Linked DNA regions of Homo sapiens: region 1 is linked to region 2. Evidence: chromatin loops called from intact Hi-C (ENCODE). Cell type or tissue: GM12878. All regions are shown on one strand.

Evidence for each region. Peaks named below come from ENCODE experiments on the same cell type or tissue, not always from the same donor. Only the 100,000 strongest peaks of a DNase experiment are listed, where the experiment ranks them.
Region 1: a loop joins it to region 2, with 2.2 times the contacts of the local background. A loop is called at or near these places in 1 of 110 quality-filtered maps.

What each region holds. Positions count from the first base shown.
Region 1 is chr7:114,431,006-114,439,005 of GRCh38, forward strand. The region is part of intron 2 of FOXP2 (forkhead box P2); the gene reads left to right. Among named protein-coding and RNA genes, the nearest start is that of FOXP2, 20 kb to the left of the region's middle. In GM12878, no CTCF peak of the experiment used is centred here; no DNase peak of the experiment used is centred here.
Region 2 is chr7:114,829,965-114,837,964 of GRCh38, forward strand. No RefSeq gene overlaps it. Among named protein-coding and RNA genes, the nearest start is that of MDFIC, 88 kb to the right of the region's middle. In GM12878, no CTCF peak of the experiment used is centred here; DNase peaks (open chromatin) are centred at 3,157 and 3,447; H3K4me3 peaks cover 370 bases; H3K27ac peaks cover 2,025 bases.

The DNA of each region.
Region 1 (8,000 bases), 400 kb before region 2:
ATTTATAAAAAAGGATTTAAATCTATTTACTATGCAGTGTTGTGTATCTACAGTGCATTCTTAAGTTCCATTCACTATAGGTACAAGTGGTAGCATATTCATTGTGCCTGTCTTGCATGAAAGCATTTACTGAAGAAATATGACAAGAACATGTTCAGCTAATGAGGTCGAATGGTTGTTACATTAAATTTAGGCGGTGTTTTCTATTAGGTTTTATTTATCTGTATTTGCATTCAATCCTTTCACATTTGTTATCTCTCGCCCAATTCCAGGGATGGGGCGCCTTTTCTCATTTCACAGCCAATTGTTACTGTGCGCTGACTCTGTAAGTTGCTGGTGAATGTAAAAGTGACTGCAATTAACCTGACTTTGTTGCTTGAGGAGAATTTGAGATGAGAAATCTGACAGCAAATGACAGGCATTTTTCTGGGTTTAGCACAGAAGAAAGTCTAAGTAACATTGCAAAGAGAGGCATTAGGGAGTAGGTACCTGCAAATTAAGTGGCTGACACTGTCTATTGAGAATTTAGATAGTAACGGCTGGAATTTTTATGTTAAGTTCACATTATTTTATATTCATAGCAAGCTTCCTTTTGAGCATTTCCTTTGTGACTGTGCATGATCTCATTTATTGTAATTTGTATTTTTTGGTTGATCAGAAGATGGCTGTAATTGTAATTTTTATTAAAGCACATTCTTAACATGTAAGAATGCATATATTTAGATGAAAACAATTTTATTTTTGAGAATGGATTATGTGAACTTAGATTTTAATATGATAACAGCCTACCCCTAATTCTCAGAGATATAATGTGAAATGGTGGAAAACTTTGAGCAATAATACTCATGGCAGGTGAGTATTTTTTTTAAATAATACAGTTCAATATCAGTATACTTATCTTGTCATTTATTTCTGTTGAACTGAAGGAAAGAAGTCTGACTGTACAGTCATAATTCTGTCTTGCATTAACTGGCTAGCTATGCTTTTAGCAATAGTTATTTTTACTTTCCAAAGCCTGTTGGTTATGTAGTTTGAATTACAATCTTTGCCTTCAAAAGCACACTCTATACAACTACCTCCTGCTAGTAGATAGTACCCACACAGTATGCAACATTTATTGTATTTGTCAGGTGTTTAAGAGGCCATTGGGAGTTTTAATTAATGTCAGTTAGGAAGATACATTGTTCAGTTGGAAGCAGCTTGCCAAGTTCTTCATTTTCCTATAATCCATATAGTCTACTGTCTTTAGGGAAATATGCAAAATTAAAAGTTACACTGCATGCTGTTGTCTTTACAACATTCAGCTCATCAAGCAAAACTCTCATGCAAATTTTAATTTGCCCTTGAGCATAATTTAGAAACCATAATCATTGAGGTTTTACACAGCACAGATAGGAAAAGGAGATTGGATTAATTTACACTCTCTTATTCAAATGACCTCATTACTTTTATGGTACAAACTAAGGTTTTGCAGCTGACTGTATAGGTAAAGTACTGTTAAGGGTTTAAAAAGTAATAATTTTCTAGAATTTATCTTTAAATTACATTTTTTAATATTTGGTTAAAGACATTTCTTTGGAGATCTTTAAATATCCTAAAGTTTATGTATTGATTTAGAAATGGGAAAATGTGGCATCTATTTACATTTATCAAGTTTAACTATTAGGTCTTGGGGCCTTCTATTTACTTGAAGGATCTTTTCATGAATTCTGTTTCAGAGTTAACTTTTTACTGTTTTCAGTAATCCCTAAAGAAGTGTACACTTGGCCTGACATATAGAGTTGTCGTCTACCACATGATGACACTAAAGATATATGATATGACTGACAGTGTAGTTGATGTGCGTTGTCTTCCCTAGACAAAACAGATGGTATTGTTCTATTATCATCCACAGTTATTTTAATGTACTGTGTCCATCTGTGTTAAGATATATTACATGGTTTCATGGAATTTACAGTTCACTCCTGCAGTAACTCGATTTCACTGTTTGGTCTCTAGAGAGTTTGCAAAATGTCAAGCTGTAGCTTGAAAAAGAAAAGTGAAATCTACTGGAAACTAATACTTATGACCATTTCATGCCTGATCTGCTTTGTGGTGTTGTTTAGAAGCTAGGGTGACGTTTATAATACAACAGGTAAAAGAAAAGATTGTTTAATGCATATGAAAAATTGTAACTGCTCTTATTGAGCATTTGTGTCCTAGTCCATTTAAATCCATTCAGTTAATAAAAGTATATCTGGTTCATGTTAGAGACTGAAATGTTTACATTGTTCTGGTGTTCTATTAGTTCAGAAATTAAAATGTGTCTTTTAATTTCATATCAAATAAATAAAATCTAAATTAAATTCTTTTACAAATACTTACCTGCCAAAAATCTAACACTTGCCATAGTCTTTTCCAAAGGAATATTTTTTCTCAAAATTAGTTGAAAAAAAATATTTAGGCTGTTTCTCCAAAGTTGTATCTCAGAAATATTGTTAATATTCTGAATATTTCCATTTCTCAAATATACCATCATTTAAAATATTGATTCACTTCTACAGATGGCCAAATTTTGTATTAGTTTTTATTTATCGTAGTCTTGGAAAATGTTATGAAGATGCAAGTGTACTTATTCTCTAGGTATAAGTGTGCCTTAAAATATTCTCATTGCAAAATTTCAACTAAAGTAGCTAACATTAAAACTACTGTCAAAAATACATATGTGCTTTGACTATGGATATATGTATATATGAGATCCAAGTCAGTTATTTGACAACTAAAAGCAAATAGATTTCATAGTATTAAAACTATTTGATTAAAATTTAAGTGATGATTCCTAGTTAAAAGACTGGCTTACATGAATATTAGTCATTAATTAGAAAATGATTCAGAAAATAGTGATCTGGAGCTAAAGCATATGCTACTAATTTTCTAAATTCATCTGGCAAAAGAGGAGTTAATGTAAAAAAATATAAAGTAATAGGCATGATATGGCTGCAATATATTGAAAAAAAAGTCCTTGGATCTTTGTGTTGAAATGGCTCATAAGAGACCACAAATATACTCATGTTATTACTCAACTTTGATTCAGGGAATGAACCATTATCATATTCAGGCAGTTGTATTCTTTCTCTAGTTTCTCTTTATTCACTCTCAACACTTCAATGTTATCTAGTAGATGTACTTGCTAAATAATTGTTTTTGAATAGCTTTCCAGGAAATCAAAATTTAGCTGATTGTCATTTTGAGTTCAAAATACTAAAAGAAAATGTGTTGCTTTATAAAGAAAAATAAATAAAGAGGTGAATAATTGAGATTAGTGAGAAATCCTTATTTTGGTTCTAGTTAACATAATGCCTAACTCCTAAATTTAGATTGTTTTTTGGGCTCTCATTTTCAATAGTCCATTCATAATTTTAGTATATTTCTGACCTCACGGTTTAATATATATGGGGGGGGGGGATAAGGTACAGCAATTTGGTTGATGTATTATATGTATAAATAATTAATAGTAAATTTAATATTTTTAAAGAAAAACACATGGAGAAACAAGGAATAGATATATAAATACAATTATTGAAAGAACTTTGAGGGTAGGAGTAGTAAAGAAAATTTACGCTAAAAATCTGACCAAATACTGTTGTTTTTCTAATTCTCCTTTTCTTATAGTCGAGCAGCCTGTTTCGTTAAGAAAAAAATTAGGAGGTATAAAACAGCTTTTCAGTAAAAAGCTGTATTCAACTGGTACTGTCAAATTAATACTTTCCATAAATATATATTTTCTGTATTACATGTTTTATTAAAATTTCCTGGAATGTTTTTCTGATGTATGTGCATAATCCTTGGAAATTAATTGTAATTTTATTGATGATAAAATACAAAGGCCATTCTTTCCAATTAACATATACATTTTAAGAAAAATCTTTCGTCTGTCTCTTAAAATTTCACATGGCTCATGGAGAACCCAACCATCCTCCTTGTTATAGCATATCCCAAAATGTCCCACCTTATTGCAAAACTCTGCTCAATAACTGAATCAGCTCTCTCATAATGCTTCCATAACGGAAGTTGCCTTAACTTCAATTGTGAATGTGGAATTTGGAAATTCATATCTGCTTATTCATTAGGTTCAACAACTATAAACCAATCACTTTTCACTATGATTGAAAATAAATGGTTGTTGAAAGCATTTCCCCAGCCTTCAGTACAGAAGATAGTCATGCCATGATAGAGGTAGATGTGCTTTGAGGCCTTGAAGAGGAGGGACAGACTCAGTCTAAATTGTCAAGAAAGGTTTTAGGAAGGGCATTTTAATTGTTCATGAAGAGAGAGGATCAATCGGCAGAAAAAGGGTAGAAAGAATTCTAGGTAGAAGGAAAAGGGTACACAAAGACAGGAAGGTGTAAAAAGTGCAGAATATTGAGGACCATTCAGTGTTTGGATGCACTTCATACAAAGACTATTGGGAGAGTAACTGGGAGATGAGGTTGGAATAGGTAGGCTAGATATAGATCCTGGAGGATCTTGTTTGTTGTGCTCAGAAGTTAGTTTGTTGTTTGTTTGTTTTGAGATGGAGTATTGCTCTTGTTGCCCAAGTTGGAGTGCAATGGCGTGATCTTGGCTCACTGCAACCTCTGCCTCCCAGGTTCAAGAGATCCTCCTGCCTCAGCCTCCCGAATGGCTGGGATTACAGGCACGTACCACCATACCCGGCTAATTTTTTGTATCTTTAGTAGAGACGGGGTTTCACCATGTTGGCCAGGCTTGTCTCGAGCTCCTGACCTCAGGTGATTCGCCCACCTTGGCCTCCCAAAGTTCCGGGATTACAGGCGTGAGCCATTGTGCCCGGCTGTCAGAAGTTTTGACTTTCATTCTGCAGGTGTTAGATAGCCGTTAAAGATTTTTTTTAGTGGAAAATGATGGCAGATTTATATTTTTGAAATACAAATTTACCATAGTTTGGCCTAGGTAGAGGCTGTGAAGAAAAAGAAAAGGAGAAATTAATTCAAGGTGCAAACTCAATAATACGTGTATTTCATGTACTGTGAAGCATTGGGAAAAATTTAAAAAAGCAAGGCTTGGGTTTTGAAAGGTGATTAAAAGAATCAAACTTCTTGAGTTCAATACTAATTATTGGCTATGTAGTCTTGGGCAAATCACTGAACCCAGGATTCATTTTCTTTATGAATTGGAGGTAAAAATAATTAATATAATTATTAATTTATTTTCTTTCTTGACCACCCCCTCTACTGCTATCACTCTTCGTCTTTTGTATCCCTGAGAGTAACATTTATATCTCCTTTGAAGCATCTGTCACAGTTACAATTTCATATTTATGTATGTGATTATTTCATGTGTATTCCCTGCTAGATTGGTGTCTATTCCCCGCTAGACAGTAAGTTTTATGAGGGCAAGGGCCATATCAGTTTTTGCTCAGTATTTTATTTGCTGTCTAGCAAAGTGCCTAAATAAAAATAATTAATGTAATTATTTTAGGAGTAAAATTATTGATATAAAATTCTTAGCAAATTTATTAATTTACTAAATAAGTATTTATTTAATACCTACTGTGTATTAGGCACTTTGCTAGACAGCAAATAAAATACCGAGCAAAAACTGACATGGCCCTTGCCTTCATAAAACTTAACTGTCTAGCAGGAAATGGACACCAATCTAGCAGGGAATAGACAGCAAATAATCACATACATAAATATGAAATTGTAACTGTGACAGATGCTTCAAAGGATATATAAACGTTACTTTGAGAGATACAACAGAGGAAGAGTGATGGTAGTAGAGGGGGTGGTCAAAAAAGGCTGGAGGATTTGAAGAATGAGTAGAAGTTAGCTAGATCAAAGTAAAAGTAGAGAGGGCATTTCCTTACTCTGGCTTATAATAAACATATACCTAAATGGTACCAGATAATGAGAAAATACACATTAATTATTTCGATTAGCTTAGTTTGTAATTTTATTTTCTATATCTTTTTATGGTAGTTTCTACAAATGATCCTCATATTTAGACTGATAATTAGAAGAAATAGTTTTATGAAAACTTATTCATTCTTTATTTACATTGCAGTGTTGTATGATCAGCCTTCAATTTATTGACCTTTTTAATTTAGCATTTGTCTCTCATGTGATTTTTACTGTTTGTGGACTGAGGTATTTTATTGTGGTTGATTTTTAGTATTTATTGACATATGCCACATTGTCAGTGGAAGTGATTTACGTGTGATTTAAGTGTTTCTTTATTTTCATGCACCTTTTCCAAATCTTGTGTTCTTATGAAATGCTAAATATGGCACTAAAATATACCTTTGTAGTTTGTAAGAATCTTTGTTTTATTTAGGCAGCAGGTGTTTCCCAAAGTCTTCCAAGTGTACATGGAGCAGCGCCTTAGATGATCGTTACCTCTTTTTAGTAGTTTGCTATTATCATGGAAATATTACTTTTTTCCTTTATTAAGAAACCACATTTGCAATAACCGATTGCAGTACTTCCGTGAAGTCTTTCTACCAGGCATCTTATGTAATATGGAGATAAGAATAAACCCTGTTTCACAAGACTATTGTGAGGAGTAAGTGAACATTAATAGATTAGTAGAGTGTTACACATGTAAGTGTTCAATAAAATTAACTGTAAGAATTATTACTATTTTTACTAATAATAAAAGGCTTTTTCCTCATATGGTTTTTAATAGTCAAATATGTAAGTATCCCAACCAAACTGGCTGAAGGAAGAGAGAGTACCCTTACCATCTCATTTCATGTCCTTGTAGACCGACCTGTAGAGCACCTGCACAGGCCTGCTCTGGTTGAATCTTCACTACAGACTCAGTCTGTAGGTCTGCTCAGTTCTGCTCAGTTCAGTTCAGTTCAGTTCATGGTTATTAAACACATGAACGTGACTATTCTGAATTGAGACGTGCTTTAAGTGTAAAATACACACTGGATTATGAAGACTTAGTACAAAAGGGAGAATGTAAAATATTTCAATAAATAATGTTTATAACTGATTACATTAAAGTGATATTCTGGAATATATTGGGTTAAATGAAATATATTATTTGAAACCATTTCACCTGTTTTTATTTTTTTTAATTTGTCTATTACAACATTAGAAATTAACTACATGGATCACATTTTATTTCTGCTGGAAATGATTAGTCTACAATCTAGAAGTCCGTGGAGTTAGGTTTGAGGCATTGTAGCTTCATTTGGACCTAGATTAGCTATCTTTTTCTAGTTATGTTTGGTTCTGCCTTAAATTTTATAAACAATCCAACCAAGTCTCAGAAATAGACCCCAATTCAAGTGTTTTGTTAATTCTTCTGTTCTGCAGGTCCCCTATAAAAGAGAAGGGCCTCTTGGAAAGCACTGATACACATCACCCATCAGGTGCATGTTAGCAGGTGTCATAAATTTTAAAGTGTGCTATTCATATGTCTGCTTAATTCACAGAAGAAAACCCATATGCCTATCCTTAAAGTCATATTATCCTATGGAAATATTTATATATTTAAAATATAAATAAAATAACAATAAAAATATATTCATTATAACAACTAGTTTTGAAACAGAGAAATAAGAAGTGAATATATGTGTTTCGTTAGTCAAGATAACATCATTATGTAGAATTTTTCCCATTCATAATTTAATTCATTTCAAAGAGAAATTTGCTGAAGAATAATTTGGAAATTAAAAACTGTGCACAGAAAAAAATAAATGTCTTAAAGTCACAGCTAGAATAAAAAATGAATTTACGTGTTGGTTTCCATAGTTAATCCATATTCCTAATGCCCTTCTATTTTGATTTCAGATGCCCAATATAAAATATAATACTTAACCTCAAACAAACCCATTGTAGCCTAGTCAGTTGCTACCCAATGACTGCCAGAGTATTAGAGTGACAAATATAGCTTGATTTTAAAACACAGAAGTAGATGTTAATGTGATCTGAGAAGACATTGTTAGATTTTTGTTTTTAAAGTTAAAATAGTTGAAGAAGTCTAATGTA
Region 2 (8,000 bases):
AAATCAGAGTGAAAGATATTAAAAATTTAAAAAGATTCACATATGTTGGGGAGCTTAAAAAAACTCCCCAATAATTTATAATGTAACTAACTTGAGTAGTTGAGAAAACATCATCAAAAACATCAAAATAAAATATAAAATTATAAAAATCATGCTCACAAGAATATCACTGTATTGCCATATTCCTCAAATTAATCTGTCATTTGTAATAAAATCCAATTAGCATTTTTAATGGAACTTGAAAATCTGATCCTAAAATTCACATGGAAGAAAAAAAGTACAAAGTAATTTTGAAGAAAACAAAAAGGGCAATTACCTTTTGAGGTATCATGATATTATACCTCTACAATAATTAAAAGAGGGTAGTATTGGCTCATCGATATTAAAACAGACCAGTGTCTATAGACAGATCAGAAATAGACCTAGAATATATATCACGTATGAAGGAAGTGACATTATATATAATTGTTGGTAAATGAGTTATTCAATAAAATATGATCAGATTCACGTTGGAAAAAAAGAGATTTCCTACCTTGTACCACAAAGTAAGTTTCCTCTATTGAAAAATTTACTGTGAAATTCTCAAGAGAAAATAAACTATATTATTGAAATTGGAGTAAGAAACACATTTCTTGTAACAGGGACACAAAATCATAAACCATATAGAAAATTATTGATAAAATCTATTCATTGATAAGTAAAATTTCTATATAACAAAAGACATGAAAAGCAAAGTTAAAATTCAAAACTGGAAAAAAGATATTTGAAGATAAAACTGGGAGATGTGTGTGTGTGTGTGTGTGTGTGTGTGTGTGTTTGTGTTGTGTGTATCTGAAAAAATGAATATCCACAATATTTAAAATATTTACATAATATAAAACAAAAGACAACTGAATGAAAAACAAACAGAAGTTAACCATTCTAAAGGTTATTACAGAAACACAAATTTAAAACAACTGTGAAATATAATTTCATACCCAACAGGTAGAAAACAATAGAAAATCTGACAATATTGAATGTTGTTCAAGATGAGGACTGAACTCTGACCTTTTTCTTCTGGTCCAAATTCCTGTCGAAGGGGCTGGGGAGTCACTTTGTACAAACCATAAAATTTCATCAGATAAGTTTTATTTAACCCTATATAACATGGCTTACTTTCCAACCTGACTCTGATGTAATATCACGTGACAGATAAAGAAGGTAATCAAAATATTTCACCCCCAAATACGTTTTTTGTCTTCTTTTAAAATGTCCTGCAAAACTGTTCTTGTTGGGAAAAATTGGTTCTGTAAAGAATCTCTGCTAACATAACTAGATCTCTCCCGCTTCTAGGCCCTCCCAATTCTGAAGAGATTAACTGGGAGTCTAGCCCCTTTTAGAGGAAGAATAGGAAATATTTGCCATCTGTTGTCTCTAATGGCTGCCACTGATAAGGCTTCATGTACATAATAAGAACCCTGGTCTGCACAATCCCTTATCTTGACCCAGACACTCATTTCTATTGATTCCAGGCCTTTAGATAATAACTTTCAAATAACTGCCAATTAGAAAATCTTTGAATCCATGTATGAACCTATGACCTATAAACTCCCTATCCTTTTGAGTTGTTCCACCTTTCTGAACCAATGCATGCCCCACATATTTTATTTGATGTCTTATGACTCTCTTAAATGTATAAAACCTGCCTGTAGCCTGATCACCTTGGGCACATGTTCCCAGGATATCCTGGGTGCTGTGTTACAGGTCATAGTCCTCACATTTGACTCAGAATAAATCCCTTCAAATATTTTACATAGTTCAACTCTTTTCATCAACAAAGATAAGGAGAAATAAAAATTCTCAAACCATTTTGGAGAGTAATTTGGCAATAGCTAGTAAATGTGAAGACACACATATCCTCTGATCCTACATTTCTGTATCTTGTGCTAGATTGTTGTCATTACATTTATTTTAATAGTGAAAATGTGGCAATAACCTAAGTATGTTTAACAGCATTAATATGTGAACCCCAAAGTATCTGAGACAGGTCTTAATCGATTTAGAAAGTTTATTTCGCCAAAGTTAAGGATGCACCCGAGACCTAGCCTCAGGAGGTCCTGATGACATCTGCCCAAGGTGGTTAGGGTACAGCTTGCTTTTGTACATTTTAGGGAGATATAATATATTAATCAATACATGTACAATGTACATTGGTTCAACCTGGAAGGGTGGGACAACTAGAATTGGGAGGGGCTTCCAGGTCATAGGTAGATTTAAAATGGTTTTGATTGGTAATTTGTTGAAAGAGTTATCATCAAGATAGGAATGTCTGGGTTATAATAAAGAGTTGTGGAGACCAAGGTTTTATCATGCAGATGAAGCCTACAAGTAGAAGGCTTTAGAGAAAATACATTGTACATGTTCCTTATCAAATTTAAGGTCTGTGTTGATATTAATGCTGGAGGTTATAATGAGGCTCGTCTGATCCCTCTTCCATCATAGCCTGAATTATTTTATCAGGTTAACTCTGGAATGCCCTTGGAAGAGAGGAGGGGTCCATTCAGATGGTTGAAGGAGAGGGGAGGGCTTAGAATTTTATTTTCGGTTTACAATATATTGTGGCGATTCATATGTGAAATAATATATAATGGTTAAATTTGTAAGTTAGAGCTACATATATGAAGTTGTTGATAAAATATTGAAAAATGTTCAGCAAACATGAAAATATATTGTAGAATGATGCATGTAGTAAGGTACCATTAATAAAGCTTTAAAACATGCAATATTGTAGACTTCATGGATTCATCCTTGAATAAAATTACAATGTTCACATAATTGCAAAAACAAAGGGAAATAGGATTGAATTGAGGCACATAGAAGGATTCACGTGCAGCTGTAATGTTTTTTAAAAATATCTGAAGCAAATATGGCTAAATGTCAAGTTTTGGTAAACATAGGTGTGAATAAAGAGAGTTTATTATCTTATGTGCCATATATTTCACATTTGAATAAAGAAAAGAGATTATTTCTACTTTTTCAGATGTAGTTATTAGCCCATGTTCATGACTCTTCTTTAATGCTTGTAGGTTTTCCCCTCTTTCATTTCCAGATTAAGAATCTGACTTATATCTAAACCCAGTGTAAGACCTGAAGAAGCACATGTGGTAAACCTGTTTCAATGCAGAAAGCACGTAGGGCAAATGATAGCATAACTACTTATCACATAATGTTGGAAATTTATAGTGCCAAATCCTAGGACAAAGAGTTTATGAAAGGAAAGGAAAAAAGTGCATGAGAGAAAATAATAAAACAAAGGAGCCAACTCTTTATCAATGTAATAATAAAGGCACAGCCTTTCCACACATTTGCCGTTTCCCCTCAAAGGACACGTTGCTCAGATCATAATTTCATAAGCTGTTTCAGATATTCAAATTCACTTTCAAGAAGGCCTACATACACAGACGAGTTTTTGCAGTTGTTTTATTTGTAATTAACAGTAAACTCCAAAGTTGTAAGTTAGTCATAACATAGCTTCCTACATGGAGTTTCAGGTTTTGCCTATGTAAGTCAGAAATACCCAGATGAGAACACTAAGTTCTGTTATAGTCCAACTTACTGATTCATCTCTTTTCTTTGGTGATTTGCAAACTGGGATTATGAAACTTTTCTTTCTTTCTTTCTTTCTTTCTTTCTTTCTTTCTTTCTTTCTTTCTTTCTTTCCTTCTTTCTTTCTTTCTCTCTTTCTTTTTCTTTTGACAGGATGTCACTCTGGACTGCAGTGGCAGGAGCACAGCTCATTGCAGCTTTGACTTTCCTGGCTCAAGTAATCCTTCTGCCTCAGTATCCTGAGTAGCTGGGGCCACAGGCATGCACCACCATACCCAGCTAATTTTTATTTTTAGTATAGATGAGGTTTCACTATGTTGCTCAGGCTGGTCTTGAACTCTTGGGCTCAAGCCATCCTCCTGCCTCAACCTCCCAAAATGTTAGGATTATAGGTGTGAGCCACATTGCCTGGGCTCTCTGGCTTATTTTTAATCCAAACCAGTCATTTTATGATTCACAATTTGTGAGAAGGTGAAAATAATAACTTCAGATGCATATGTTAGGTCAGTGCTTCTCAAATTTTAGGCTGCAACCCATTAGTGGTTTGGGACAAATTAGTAGTTGTGAAAGAAATTAGTGGATTGCAACCAGAATTTCTAAAAATAAAAAAAAGAAAAGAAAAAAATAGAGAATATCCAAATGCATAGCACATTATAAGGATACATAATGGTATTATTCCAGATACATATATAGCTGAAATACAATGTAAAATATATTCCTTACTGTGGCCCACAATCAAATTTTAAAAGTCAATGTAGTGGGGGGATTAACTGGATCTAGTTGGGACATCAGACTCTCTTTCAAACTGATAAAATAAAGAGCATACCCTCAGATCAAAGAGTTGTTATTCTTTGAAAATACTAAAATTGTCATTGACTCATGAGAAATCTCAATAGGGAACTGGCGGAGATTTTTTATCTGTTAGAATTTCTACCTCCTCTCCTATTGCCAAAAAGAAACTGTCCTCAAATGGCTGTCCTAATTGCTGACAGTGTTATAATCTTTTTCAGAAGCTTAAATTGTTATTATTTTTTCCTTCTCAATTTTAGTATGTTGAATGGAGAAAAATTGGTCAAGTCAGTTATTTGTATAATATGAGGAAAAGAACACTCAAATGGGTTTTTAGTTTTTTTTATTAATTATTTTGATTTCTTGGACACCTCGTTTAAATGTTTACCATAACCACCAAAATAATAATCTAAAATATTCATAATAAATAACACTTTTGACTACTTATGTACCAAGAGCTTTATTATTTCCCATTCTAGCTAGATCGCTAAGTATCATTCCAGGAAGGCATTCAAAATATGATTCCCAGCCCTCTCCCTGTACCCTATGATCCAGATCCATGTCTGGTATGGGGCCCAAAAACTTATTATTTAGAAAGCATGCTAGGTGATTGTCATTCTCAGACAAGTTTGTGGGAAAACTACCTTGTATCTTTTTACCCTCACAAAAAAGCTCTTGGAAGTAGATTTTATTATCCTCATTTTACAGGTGAGGAAAACGGAACCTTGCATAGATTAGGCAATCTGCCTCAAGTTACCCAGAGAGAAAATGTTGAAGCAGGAATCTACATGCAAGAATCTCATAGAGACTCCAACTCTCACCACAGACTGCAACCAGGTAAGTAGTTTGGCCACGTTTGGGCAATTTGCACTGTTCAATGATTATGCAAGTCCCCTTTCCCAGTCTAACTTTCCTAAAACCCCAAGCCCTGCCCCCTGGACAAGAATGCTGTGTCCCCATCAGTCTCTCTTCCTTCTCTTTTCCTCAGCTCTTCTTGTGATGTAAGAGCTTGTTATGAAGCAGAGGATTCCATCTACTCCTTAAAAAGTAGGATGACCCCTTTAAAGTCCTCAAAATGGTGTTGCTGCAGGTAATCTTTTTGCAATCTGGAGGGTTGCCTGTAACTATGGTTTCAGAAATACATCATCTTTCAGAGAAAGCAACCTCCCTACAGTGCGGCTTTACAGCTGTGAACAGCAGCTATGCTTTGACTGTTAAACTTTCTTAGATATTATTGATAGCCAGTGCTTCTCAAGGCATTAATAAAACCTGGAGACAAGAAGGAAACACTGAGGGTAAGTGACCATCTTTGTTATCATTATTGAAGAATTGTTGCCATAAAACATACAACATGTGAAATGCAAGGTTTCAAATCTGTATAGTGTTTAGTATATTCACAATGTTGTGCAAACTTAACCTCTATCTAGTTCTAAAACATTTTCATCAACTCCACAGGAGACTCTCTGCTTATTAAGCAGTTGTTCCCTGTCCTCCCAGTCCCTGGCAATTCTAATGGGTTTGCCTATTCTGAATATTTCATATGAATGGAATCATATAATATGTGAACTTCTGTGTCTGGCTTCTTCACTTAGCATGTTTTCAAGTTTCATACACATCGTAGTATATTTCAGAACTTCATTCCTTCTAATGGCTGAATACTCTTTCATTGTGTGGTTAAGCTACAATTTGTTTAACCATACCCATTCATCTGTTGATGGAAATTTGGGTTGTTTCCAACTTTTGGCTATTGTGAATAGTGCTGCTGTGAACATTTGTGTGCAAATATTTGTTTGAATACCTGTTTTTAATTCTTTTGGATATATACTTAACAGTGGAATTGCTGGGTCAAATGGAAATTCTGTAATTAACTTCTTAAGGAATCACTAAACTGTTTTCTATAGCCACTGCTCCATTTTACATTCATACAAGCAGTGTATGAGGGGTTCCAATTTCTCCACATTTTTGCTAACATAACATTTGTCTTCCCTTCTTTTTTATTTTCTCTTTCTCCCTCCCTCTCTCTTTCCTTCCTTTCTCTCTCCCTCCCTCTCTCCCTCCTGATTCCAGCTTTTCTAGTGGGTTTGAAAGAGTATCTCATTGTGCTTTGGTTCACATTTCCCTAATGGCTAATAATGTACATGTTTTCATGTACTTGTTGGCCATTTGTATATATTTTCTTTGAAGAAATGTTACTTCAAGTCTGCAGTGTAACTCTTGGATCCTCTTTTCACACTGAGGCCTCTCTTGCCTTGTCTTCCCCACATGCAGTAAAGATGGTGATGATGATAGCTGCCAAAAGCCAGGCACAAGGCTAAATACTTTAGATGCATTATCTCGTTTAATTCTTTCGTGTTTATCTCCATTTTAAAGATAAGGAAACTGAGGCACAGAGAGGTTAAGTTGAACGTGGGTCATTAAAAATCAAGAGGTGGAGACTGATTTCAAAGCCTGTTCTTTCTGATTTGAAAAGTTCCATGCTCTTAACCTCTGCCTAAGGGGTCTGTAGACTAACTTGTATTGCATACATGGACCAGAAAATTGTGTTTTTACTGTATACCATCTTATACATTTTTAATAATAAGTTTAAGTGGCTGAGAAGGATGTAATTTTCTACATATTATAAATATTATAATTTAAAAATGTAACTGTTAGATTATGCTTTTAAATGTTTCCAAGGGAATCTAAATGCCATGGTGATATGTTACCCAGAACCATTAATTTAAAAAAACTCATGAACAATCCCTTCTTTTTTTTGCTCAAAATTGTACATTTATTATACTACTACCCTAGAATATTATCATAATATAACATTTTTCATGCTTGAAAGTCTTTTATTGATCATCCTCTCATACTTTCTGTATCAAAAATGTGAATATAAATTAAAATTGAACTTTAAATAATTTATTTCAACTATAAAGCTCTGAGGGTTAAACATTCCTTTTGATTGAGTTGTTATTATATTATTAGTAATAGTCAATTGATAAAATAAAAAAATTACAGAGTTTGATAAATTATCACTAACTCTAACAAGTAGATTTGTATTGGAAATGTACCTTTTTAGTAGAATGGATGGAGTGTTATGCTACCTTGATTAAAGGGACTCTATGCATAACAATTTTTCAACTTGTCCCTTGCTTGACAGCCTAGATCATTATTGCAATAGAGAAATGCAACATAGCAAATTTGTGATAGGTAAAAGGAATGCCTTTCTTTTTTTTTTTTTTTTGATAACTTGGAGGAGTTAATTTTTTAAAAGTTAGTAGGAAAGGAAATGTTGCTAGTGTGCAGCCTTCACCACACACAGAAATGTTCTTAAACAGGTCAAGTTTAGAATAGATTACATCGAGAAATAATGGATCTGGACATTGATTCTCTTAGGAGGATTCATACCTCTGACTCTTTGGAGGAGCCTTCTGTATTCCCAGGGTTTTGCATACCCCAGTTGGAAGATCACTACCTTGTACTATTCTAGTAAGTGAGTGGCCAAGACTCTAGCCCCTTCCCACCAGTGTACTCCATAAAAAAAAAATGGCCACTTAAAAGTATGCCTACAGCCTGCTAAGTATTTTGCGTATGTGATATTGTTTAATTATTGGAACAACTCTGCAAGGTAGGATTATGCTCAC